2 separate regions of the Homo sapiens genome follow, and region 2 is linked to region 1. A link is an interaction called in ENCODE POLR2A ChIA-PET data of the cell type or tissue named here. Cell type or tissue: K562. All regions are shown on one strand. Each heading gives the region's core, and the rest is flanking DNA. Links, peaks and the distances in the headings are about the cores only. Region 1 has its middle 34 kb from the start of DISP3. Region 2 overlaps MTOR (mechanistic target of rapamycin kinase).

Evidence for each region. Peaks named below come from ENCODE experiments on the same cell type or tissue, not always from the same donor. Only the 100,000 strongest peaks of a DNase experiment are listed, where the experiment ranks them.
Region 2: POLR2A ChIA-PET joins it to region 1 with 5 read pairs; 2 of 35 experiments call an interaction of 5 or more read pairs at or near these places.

Annotation. Positions count from the first base shown.
Region 1 is chr1:11,442,493-11,446,877 of GRCh38, reverse strand. No RefSeq gene overlaps it. Among named protein-coding and RNA genes, the nearest start is that of DISP3, 34 kb to the left of the region's middle. In K562, for the core only: no CTCF peak of the experiment used is centred there; no DNase peak of the experiment used is centred there; H3K27me3 peaks cover 2,396 bases.
Region 2 is chr1:11,124,853-11,129,237 of GRCh38, reverse strand. It overlaps MTOR (mechanistic target of rapamycin kinase), which reads left to right. Exons shown (of 58, transcript NM_004958.4): 41 at 287-383; 42 at 686-784; 43 at 1,112-1,234; 44 at 1,432-1,614; 45 at 2,094-2,228; 46 at 2,442-2,616. Among named protein-coding and RNA genes, the nearest start is that of MTOR-AS1, 17 kb to the left of the region's middle. In K562, for the core only: no CTCF peak of the experiment used is centred there; a DNase peak (open chromatin) is centred at 2,537.

The sequences.
Region 1 (4,385 bases), core at 93-4,092:
TCCAGAAATGGAGCCTCCCCACCAGAGGCCACCTGGAGAGAGGGGCGGGGTGAGGAGTCTTGAGTCTTGCGGGCATTTTCAAGGGTTATTCTGCCCCTAACTTGCTACCACCACTGCCATCATGCCAAAGCCTCCCTACCTCCATGAAGTGTGAGAGCCATGGCCCTTGGATGGGGGCAGCTGTTGGGTGACCCTGGAAAGGTCCTGTGGCTGCCTAAACTGCTCATCTGGACAAATGCATCTGCTTGACCACTTCACCCAGGGCTGAGGCCACTCAGATGGAAGGTCACCCAACACTCTCCTAAGAAAGGGGCTCTGTGGGGTCCAACACAATGTGCCATCTATGGAAGGGGTTTGAGTGCAGCAGAGAAAAGCTCTGGAGTTAGAGTGAGAACAGGAAGCAAATCTCTGCTTCTCCTTTTGCCAGCTGTATGAGCTCAGGCAAGTTAACTTTTCTGAGCCTGTTTTCCTAATCTGTAAGTGACAGAAATGGTGCCAGCATCACAGAGGTGCTGGAAGGAATGAATTAAACCCCAGGCCCAGCATTCAGCATGGTGCAGGTGCTCAGCACATGCCGGACAGGATCTGCTTAGCTCAAGTCAGAAGAATAAAGGCGTCGTGCGAACCCAAGAAATACCAGGGTAGCGGAGGAGAGGCTGAGCTGGGGTGGGGGTGACAGAGAGAGTGTGAGAGGTGGTGGAGAGAGGAGCTCGGGACAAGAGGACAGGAGGGGTCCCAGGAGCAGGGGCTGTGCTGCGTGCCCCATACAGGCTCAAAGGAATCAGGTTCACAGCAAGATACCTGTGGTTGCCAGGGACAGAAACCCACCTGTGCCCACCTGTGCAAAAGGAGAATTTATTAGGCAGTTTTAAAGGTGCCTCATGGGACCAAGGGCAGGAGTGGAGGTAGGGGGTGGGGGCTGAACGGCAGAACAGCAGGACGAACCCACCCACCCCTTGTCCCCAGTTCTGTAGTTCTGCCTTTTATGTGAATCTCTCTGTGCTGTCAGCCTGTCTCTCCCGGTCCCCGTCACTGGGCCCTCATGCTCCTTCTGTCTGTCAGTCTCTATGTCTCTCTCTGTCTCTGCCTCTCTGACTCTCTGTCTCTCTGTCTCTCTCTGACTCTGTCTCTCTGTCTCTGACTCTCTGTCTCTCTGTCTCTGTCTCTCTGTCTGTCTCTATCTCTGACTCTGTCTCTCTGACCCTCTGTCTCTTATCTCTGTCCCCCTGACTCTCTGTCTCTGTCTCTCTGACTCTCTGTCTCTCTGACTCCGTGTCTATCTCTGACTCTCTGTCTCTCTGTCTCTGACTCTCTCTCTGTCTCTGACTCTCTGTCTCTCTGTCTCTGTCTCTCTGACTCTCTATCTCTGACTCTTTGACTCTCTCTCTGTCTCTGACTCTCTGTCTCTGTCTGTCTCTCTGACTCTCTGTCTCCCTCCCTCTCTGTCTTGTGCTCTCCTGCCCCTCAGCTCGCAGAGCATCCCTCTCCTCTGACCCCTTGCCCACTCGGTTTTGTGCCTTCTCTCCACCCACTAGCCTGCCCTTTGTCCCAAGCTGAGAGTCAGATGAGGTCACCAAAGTCTCAGCTTTGCACTGCACCCCAGTTCACCCCAGTCTGCCCTTCAGAGACAGAGCAGAACCTCCCGGGGCCTGACTGCCCACCTCTGTAAGGAGGCTGTGGGGCCTGCCTGGACTGGTACACACACTCCTGATCTGGCTCACCTCCGAGGCCGGGCAAAGCACACCCTCCTGAGGGACTTAGCACTCAGGTGACGGCACAGTTCGCAGAGAGGACGGGCTGGGCTGGGCCAACCCCCAGATGTATCTACTCCAAGGGCTTGAGAGGCTGTGGTTGGGGGCCAGCGCTAGCCCCTGACTGGTGGTTAGCATTGGAGGCCAGGATTTGGCTGGCAGTGACCCTGGCATACCTAGGGTACCCTAGGGCCAGCTGTCCAGCCATGACTATCAGAGTTGACATAGGGATGCGGCACTCAGAGCTAGAGAGAGTGTCACCCCCACCTTCCAGGGGAGTCAGTGGGGCATATGGGGGCTCCTGGAGACATCAGCACCCTCATGGCCTGACGTGGGCCCAGGCAGCCCTCTGCCCAGGCAGGTGGGATGGCAAAGGGGATGGCAGGGACCCTGATGTGTGGCTCAGTGAATGTTTGCTGAGTGGTTCCATGAGTGAGTGGGAGAGTGCGGGGCAGAGTCACGGATTTTAACCGATCCAGGAGGGAGGGAGCATGAGGAAAAGAAGATTGAGCAGAGGAGAGGGAGCGGGGGCCGAGGGACTGGCTGGGAGTACCAAGGAGGCAGAGAGAGGAAGGGAAGGAAGACAGCAGAGAGGAGAAGGAGAGACTGTAATTCATTCCACTTCATCTCTGTTCATTTTGGACAAATAGAGCAGAAACTGCAGACCAAGGAAGGAGGAAACAGGGCATGAAATTGCACTGTGCCTTGTAATAGCTCTGCCAGCCAGGCAGCCTGGGGCTAATAACCCACAGGGTCAGCCCCCACCCGTCCAAGAGCTGTGGGGTGGGCACTATAACCCCCAAACCGGGCAGCCATGGCTGCCTGGTTCCTACCCCAGGGAAGCTTCTCTCCAGTCACCGACCTTCCTTGGCCTGAGTGGCTGCAGAGCCAGGAGGATGCTGGGAAGCCTCAGAGGAAGACGCCCAAGGAGCCGGGGAAGGGACCTCCTTTAGACATCAGAGAAAATCTCTGGGAATTTAAGGGATTTGTTGAATTAATACAACCTGGATTTAGATGATCAAAAGCATTTCTTGAGGCAGCTAGATGGGAGCCACTGGAGGCTTCTGGCTGGATATGGGCTGCAGGAAACCTTCCTTTCCTTCTGCAGGAGCCTGATGGGATATGGGGTGGAAGAGGGTTGGGCCAGCTGGGGTCTCAGAGAGGGAAGAAAGATCTACAGACTTGAGCGGGGCTGCTCCCCGCTGCCCTGCCCAGGCTGGTTGGCTGGGGCTGTGCCCATCAGCAAAATGTTTAGATACAAGGGAGAGGTTTAGATATGAGAATGAGTTCCTGGCTGACAAACGCCGGATGCCCAGCTTCCCAAGGAGGCCCACCAGGAGGGGTGGGATGATGGGAGAGCCTCCAGGTATCCATCTCCCCGCTACCAGATTTGGGCCCAGACAAATGGCCTGGTGGGCCCCCAGCCCAGGCATCTGATCCTTCTGCTTAACCTTTTTAAAGTTCCCTATGGCTTAACTTTCTCCAGCTCAGCTTCAGCCCCAGTGCTCCCCTCCCTAATGGGCCCCACCAGCTTTGAAATAAATCACATCAAGCTACACAGCAAGTGCGACTGTAGAGTGAGTACTCGCTACCTCCCAGATGCTGTGCCTGGGATGCTGTGCGTTGGCCCAAGATGCCATCAGCTCCTTACAATAACTCACATATGATCATCACCCTCATTTCAAAGACAACAACTCTGAGACACAGAAATGTTAAGAAAGTTGCCTAAGACTCCACAGCAGAAAGTGACAGAGTCAAGAATTGAACCCCAGCCATCTACCCCGGAGTTCATGCTCTTCCCCTGGGCTGGTGGGTTGGGTGGTGGGTGGAAGAGCTGGCTCATGCTGGTGAGGTGAGCTGGTGGGTTGATGACAGATGTGGGGTTGGGTTAGGCTGGTGGCTTGGATGGGTGGGTTGGGTGGTATGTGGGAAGGTGGTTGGGTAAAGGGGTTGGTGTGTTGGTTTGGGTAGATTAGGACTGGATAGCTGGGTGGTTGGATAGGATGAATGGATGTGGGACTCATTGGCCCTAGAGCACAGCATGAATTCCCTAACCTCCAAATCTTGCCTTTGCCATTCTTCCCACTGAGAGCCCCCTCCCTCCACCTCTCCCTTTTTCTCACTCCCCACTCAGGGCTCAGCCAAACTCTTGTACCACCTTATGCAACCAGAGCAAAAAGCAAGTTCATCCCTCCAGCAGCCTAGGCCATTCCTGTGGGCACCACTCAGCTCACACCTATCATCTGCTGTCCCCGGCCACTGTTACTTCTGCTTAACAAATGAGACTGGAAGCTCCTGAGGGCAGGCAGCATGCCATATCCATCGCAGTATAGGCAATGGTGCTTCTTTGTGCAAGGTTTGTGGGGAGCAGAAGCAGTGGCAAATCTCTGGCCAGGAGAAGGAAATGTCGGGGCTCCTGTCCACGGCCTCCCTGCCATTTGTCCAGGACCTTTCAGAGGGTCCCCAAGACATAGTAGTGTGAGGACCCTTAGGCCATGGCTCAGAACTGCCACGTGTCTCATTCCAGATTCCTCCTCCATGGGGCATCATCAGCTACGTGCCTCCAAGCTGCAGAAAGTGAGCTCGGCTACAAAAGCCACACAGGTTGGCATGCAGCAGGGACATGGCCTGGGA
Region 2 (4,385 bases), core at 246-4,245, 320 kb after region 1:
TTCTAAAGGTTATCCTGGCTCGTCTGTTTGATGTTTGCATACATGCCATGGTGACCCCTCGGTGACCTGGGATGAAATGCTCATTTGCTCAGGGTGACTCTTACGGTGTTCAGTCAAGAGCACTGCCACCCATCACAGACACCTGCTCCCATGGGAGGCCAAACACATTTGAGAGTTACTGGTTGGAGTCCCTGCCAGCTCTCTTCTCAGGAGCCTTAGAGATGAAAAACAGGCAGGCAAAAACTGGGAAACTAAATTTTCTGTGACTTTCTCATTTCTTTTTCAGAGTTCTCACCTTATGGTTTGATTATGGTCACTGGCCAGATGTCAATGAGGCCTTAGTGGAGGGGGTGAAAGCCATCCAGATTGATACCTGGCTACAGGTGAGGATACTTGGTTACAGGTGAAGGTGGCTCCAAGTCTCTCTTCTGTGTGTCTCCTCTTACAAGCATGCTGTGTTCAGTGTCACAAGGCAGTGTGTGTTAATACAGTGCTAAGGAAGTAGGGCTCGGTCCCAGTGTCAAGTGTCCATATTTTCTTTATTTTCTTTTAGAAACTAAAGGGAAGGGAATGAACCATTTCAGAGCATCAACCGAAACAAGTTAAAAGAATTGATCTTTGCCTAGAAGAATAACTAGTTGTTTCAAGTCTCATATGCTACATACTGTGTCTTTTTGAATACCAGGTTATACCTCAGCTCATTGCAAGAATTGATACGCCCAGACCCTTGGTGGGACGTCTCATTCACCAGCTTCTCACAGACATTGGTCGGTACCACCCCCAGGTATGTGGAGACTCTGGGCAGTTTCTCATCTAACCACTGGTTTGGTGGTCAGCCTTTCCAAAAGCTGCCCTGGCGACACAAGCGCAGGAACTGGGAGCCATGTGTTCCATCCTGGCCCAGGAGGGTCTGTCCAGCCAGCCGTCCCAGAGGGCCCGGGAGCCTTGCTAAAAAGAAAGCGTTCCCTCGAAGACTGAGCCCCTTCCTGGTAGTCTCAAGCAGATGTTAATGTCACACTCACCACTTGTTTTGTTATTCTCCTTAAAATTCATACCAGCTCTTCCCCAACCCACATTTCCTTTATAGATGTTTCTTCTGTTTTTCCCTCAGGCCCTCATCTACCCACTGACAGTGGCTTCTAAGTCTACCACGACAGCCCGGCACAATGCAGCCAACAAGATTCTGAAGAACATGTGTGAGCACAGCAACACCCTGGTCCAGCAGGCCATGATGGTGGGTCGGAGCCACTGTGGGGCTTCATAGACCCTGGTCCCTTAGCTGGTGGGCGCAAGTGGGATTGTTTTTCTTCCTCGCATTGGTGCTGTGCACTTCCTCTGACTGCTGGAAATAGTACCTCCTGTGTCTCCAAAACAGACCTTTCTGAGGTTAGCTGATTCTTGATGCTTCTCTCCTTCTTCTCTTGGCTTCAGGTGAGCGAGGAGCTGATCCGAGTGGCCATCCTCTGGCATGAGATGTGGCATGAAGGCCTGGAAGAGGCATCTCGTTTGTACTTTGGGGAAAGGAACGTGAAAGGCATGTTTGAGGTGCTGGAGCCCTTGCATGCTATGATGGAACGGGGCCCCCAGACTCTGAAGGAAACATCCTTTAATCAGGTATGGGGTAAAAAACACGAAAGGACATAACCCTGTAGAAATATTCTGCCACTAAAAAAAAATGAAATGAGAAAAGTTTTTATAGAATGAAAGGACGTGACCCAAGGCCTTTGTCAGATTTCTTTTCCTCTGGCCTTTCCACTGACTTTAATAAAACGAGCTCTGATGGAGGTCACAGAGCATAAAACATCAGAAATTAGTTACAGGGACCCTTCTGAATTTTAACTGGAAAAGCCCAAGATTTCTCAAGAGGTCATCTCGTCTCTCCTCTCACCCTTCCTTCCCTATAAGCCATGCTGCTGGTTTGGAAGCTCCAGGGTTGGAGGCCTGCACCTATGCTCTTGCTTTCTCCAGCCCCCTGCCAGTGTTTTCAGGCCACAGCGGGCTCCTGAGGAATATCTGCAGTCAGCCTGGGGATTTTGCCTCCTGGGTTGGTTGAGACTTTGATAACTTGAAAACGTGCCTGCTTTCTCTCTCAGGCCTATGGTCGAGATTTAATGGAGGCCCAAGAGTGGTGCAGGAAGTACATGAAATCAGGGAATGTCAAGGACCTCACCCAAGCCTGGGACCTCTATTATCATGTGTTCCGACGAATCTCAAAGCAGCTGCCTCAGGTAGGATCTTCAGGCTCCTGGCAGGGTTAACTGTCATTATAGTCCTTTCTGTTTTACTGTCTATGAATGTTCTAACACTCATTCCAAAGCATCTGGTTTTACTTCTGCTTTGGGACAAGTAATTGTTATTAGCAATCCACTGAAAAATACTTAAATTGCGTTTAAATTCTTCCCTGGAGGCAGAACACTAAATCCTTTGGTAATTATTTACAGCTCACATCCTTAGAGCTGCAATATGTTTCCCCAAAACTTCTGATGTGCCGGGACCTTGAATTGGCTGTGCCAGGAACATATGACCCCAACCAGCCAATCATTCGCATTCAGTCCATAGCACCGTCTTTGCAAGTCATCACATCCAAGCAGAGGCCCCGGAAATTGACACTTATGGGTAAGGACCATTGTGCACTTCTGTCACCCACTTCTCCCTCCTACACTGGCTGAGACCCCTTCCCTCTTCTGAAATTACTGCTTGCCATTCCCACTACTCACCTATCATAGCTACATCTCTCCCATGCTCATTGAGAGGAAAATAGAGGGCAAGCAAATTTCTCATTATGTCCTCAGGACTTAGTTCATTCATGTAGTTGGGCTTATGTGAAGCATGATCACACATAAAGGGAATGACAAAGGCATGCAAGGCAGAGAAGTAACAGTGGAAGGCAGGTGTTGGAGACTGATGAGGCCAGGGAGGAGGCAGCTGGGTGCAAGCAGGGAAGGTGCTAGCTCCTCTGAAACGGGGGCTTCTGGCTCTTGAAATTTTTTTCTTTTTTTTTTTACCATCATAGTCTCTGTGGTAAATGATTGTGTAAAATGAACAAGTGGATTCTCACAGTGAGATTTGTTAAGCAAGTGGGCTCTGGAATTTCCCTTGGGGTAGAGTGTTACTTATGGGGGATGTTTTAGTGAGGCCTGAGTGCTGTGGTGGCACTTTGAGGCCTCTCGCTTTTTTTTTTTTTTTTTTTTTTTTTGAGCCAGAGTTTTGCTCTTGTTGCCCAGGCTGGAGTATAATGGCGCAATCTTGGCTCACTGCAACCTCCACCTCCCAGGTTCAAGCAATTCTCCTGTCTCAGCCTCCCGCGTAGCTGGGATTACAGGCACGCACCACCACACCTAGCTAATTTTTGTATTTTTAATAGAGTTGGGGTTTCACCATGTTGGCCAGGCTGGTCTCGAACTCTGACCTCAAGTGATCAGCCTGTCTCAGCCTTCCAAAGTGCTGGGATTACAGGTGTGAACCACTGCGCCCAGCCACCTCTTGCTCTTTTTTTTTTTTTTTTCCCCAAGACAGAGTCTCACTCTGTTGCCCAGGCTGGAGTGAGGTGGTGTGCTCTCGGCTCACTGCAACCCCACCTCCTGAGTTCAAGCGATTCTCGTGCCTCAGCCTCCCTAATAGCTGAGATTACAGGCGCATGCCACACAATCAGCTAATTTTTATATTTTTAGTAGAGATGGGATTTCACCACGTTGGCCAGGCTGGTCTCAAACTCCCGACCTGAGGTGATCCGCCCAGCTTGGCCTCCCACAATGTTAGGATTACAGGTGTGAGCCACCGCGCCCAGCCTCACCTCTCGCTCTTAATAATGCTCAATGTTTCTTAAATGCAGTGATTATTCACCAACACCAATTAATCATGGTCCACAGGTGATTATCTCTGCATGAGCTGTTGTCTTCTGATACAAAATGTGGGTCAGGCTGGTTCTTGGGGTGTTTAATTAAAGAGAGTTTAAGAAAGGAATTGTTTCCAGAGGTGTAAGCAAAGCTAAGAGAATCAACAAGGAGCGCTCATGAACAAGCACAAGTGAGAAATTGTTACTCAGCCCTCACCCACCCCCACACTCCAGAACTGAAAGAGCAAGGAGCCCAGCTAGAACCGTCACCATGCCAGAGAGGCCATCTAGCAGAGTCTACAGTCCAGAGAGAGTGGTAGCTTCTAGAACTGGGGCCAGGCTGGTGATGGGGGACACATACCCTGACCTCTCCCTCTACCCATCCTCTGACCTCCTGCCAGTACCCTTCCACCATTGGCCACGCCCAAGTGGGATCCCAGGTGATGCGGCTTGTAGGAGTCAGGCTTCTCAGAACAGAGGAGGACAGAGTGGGTCGGAAAACAGGAATGATCATTTCCATGCCTAACCGTTCCTGGTCCTCAAAAACAGA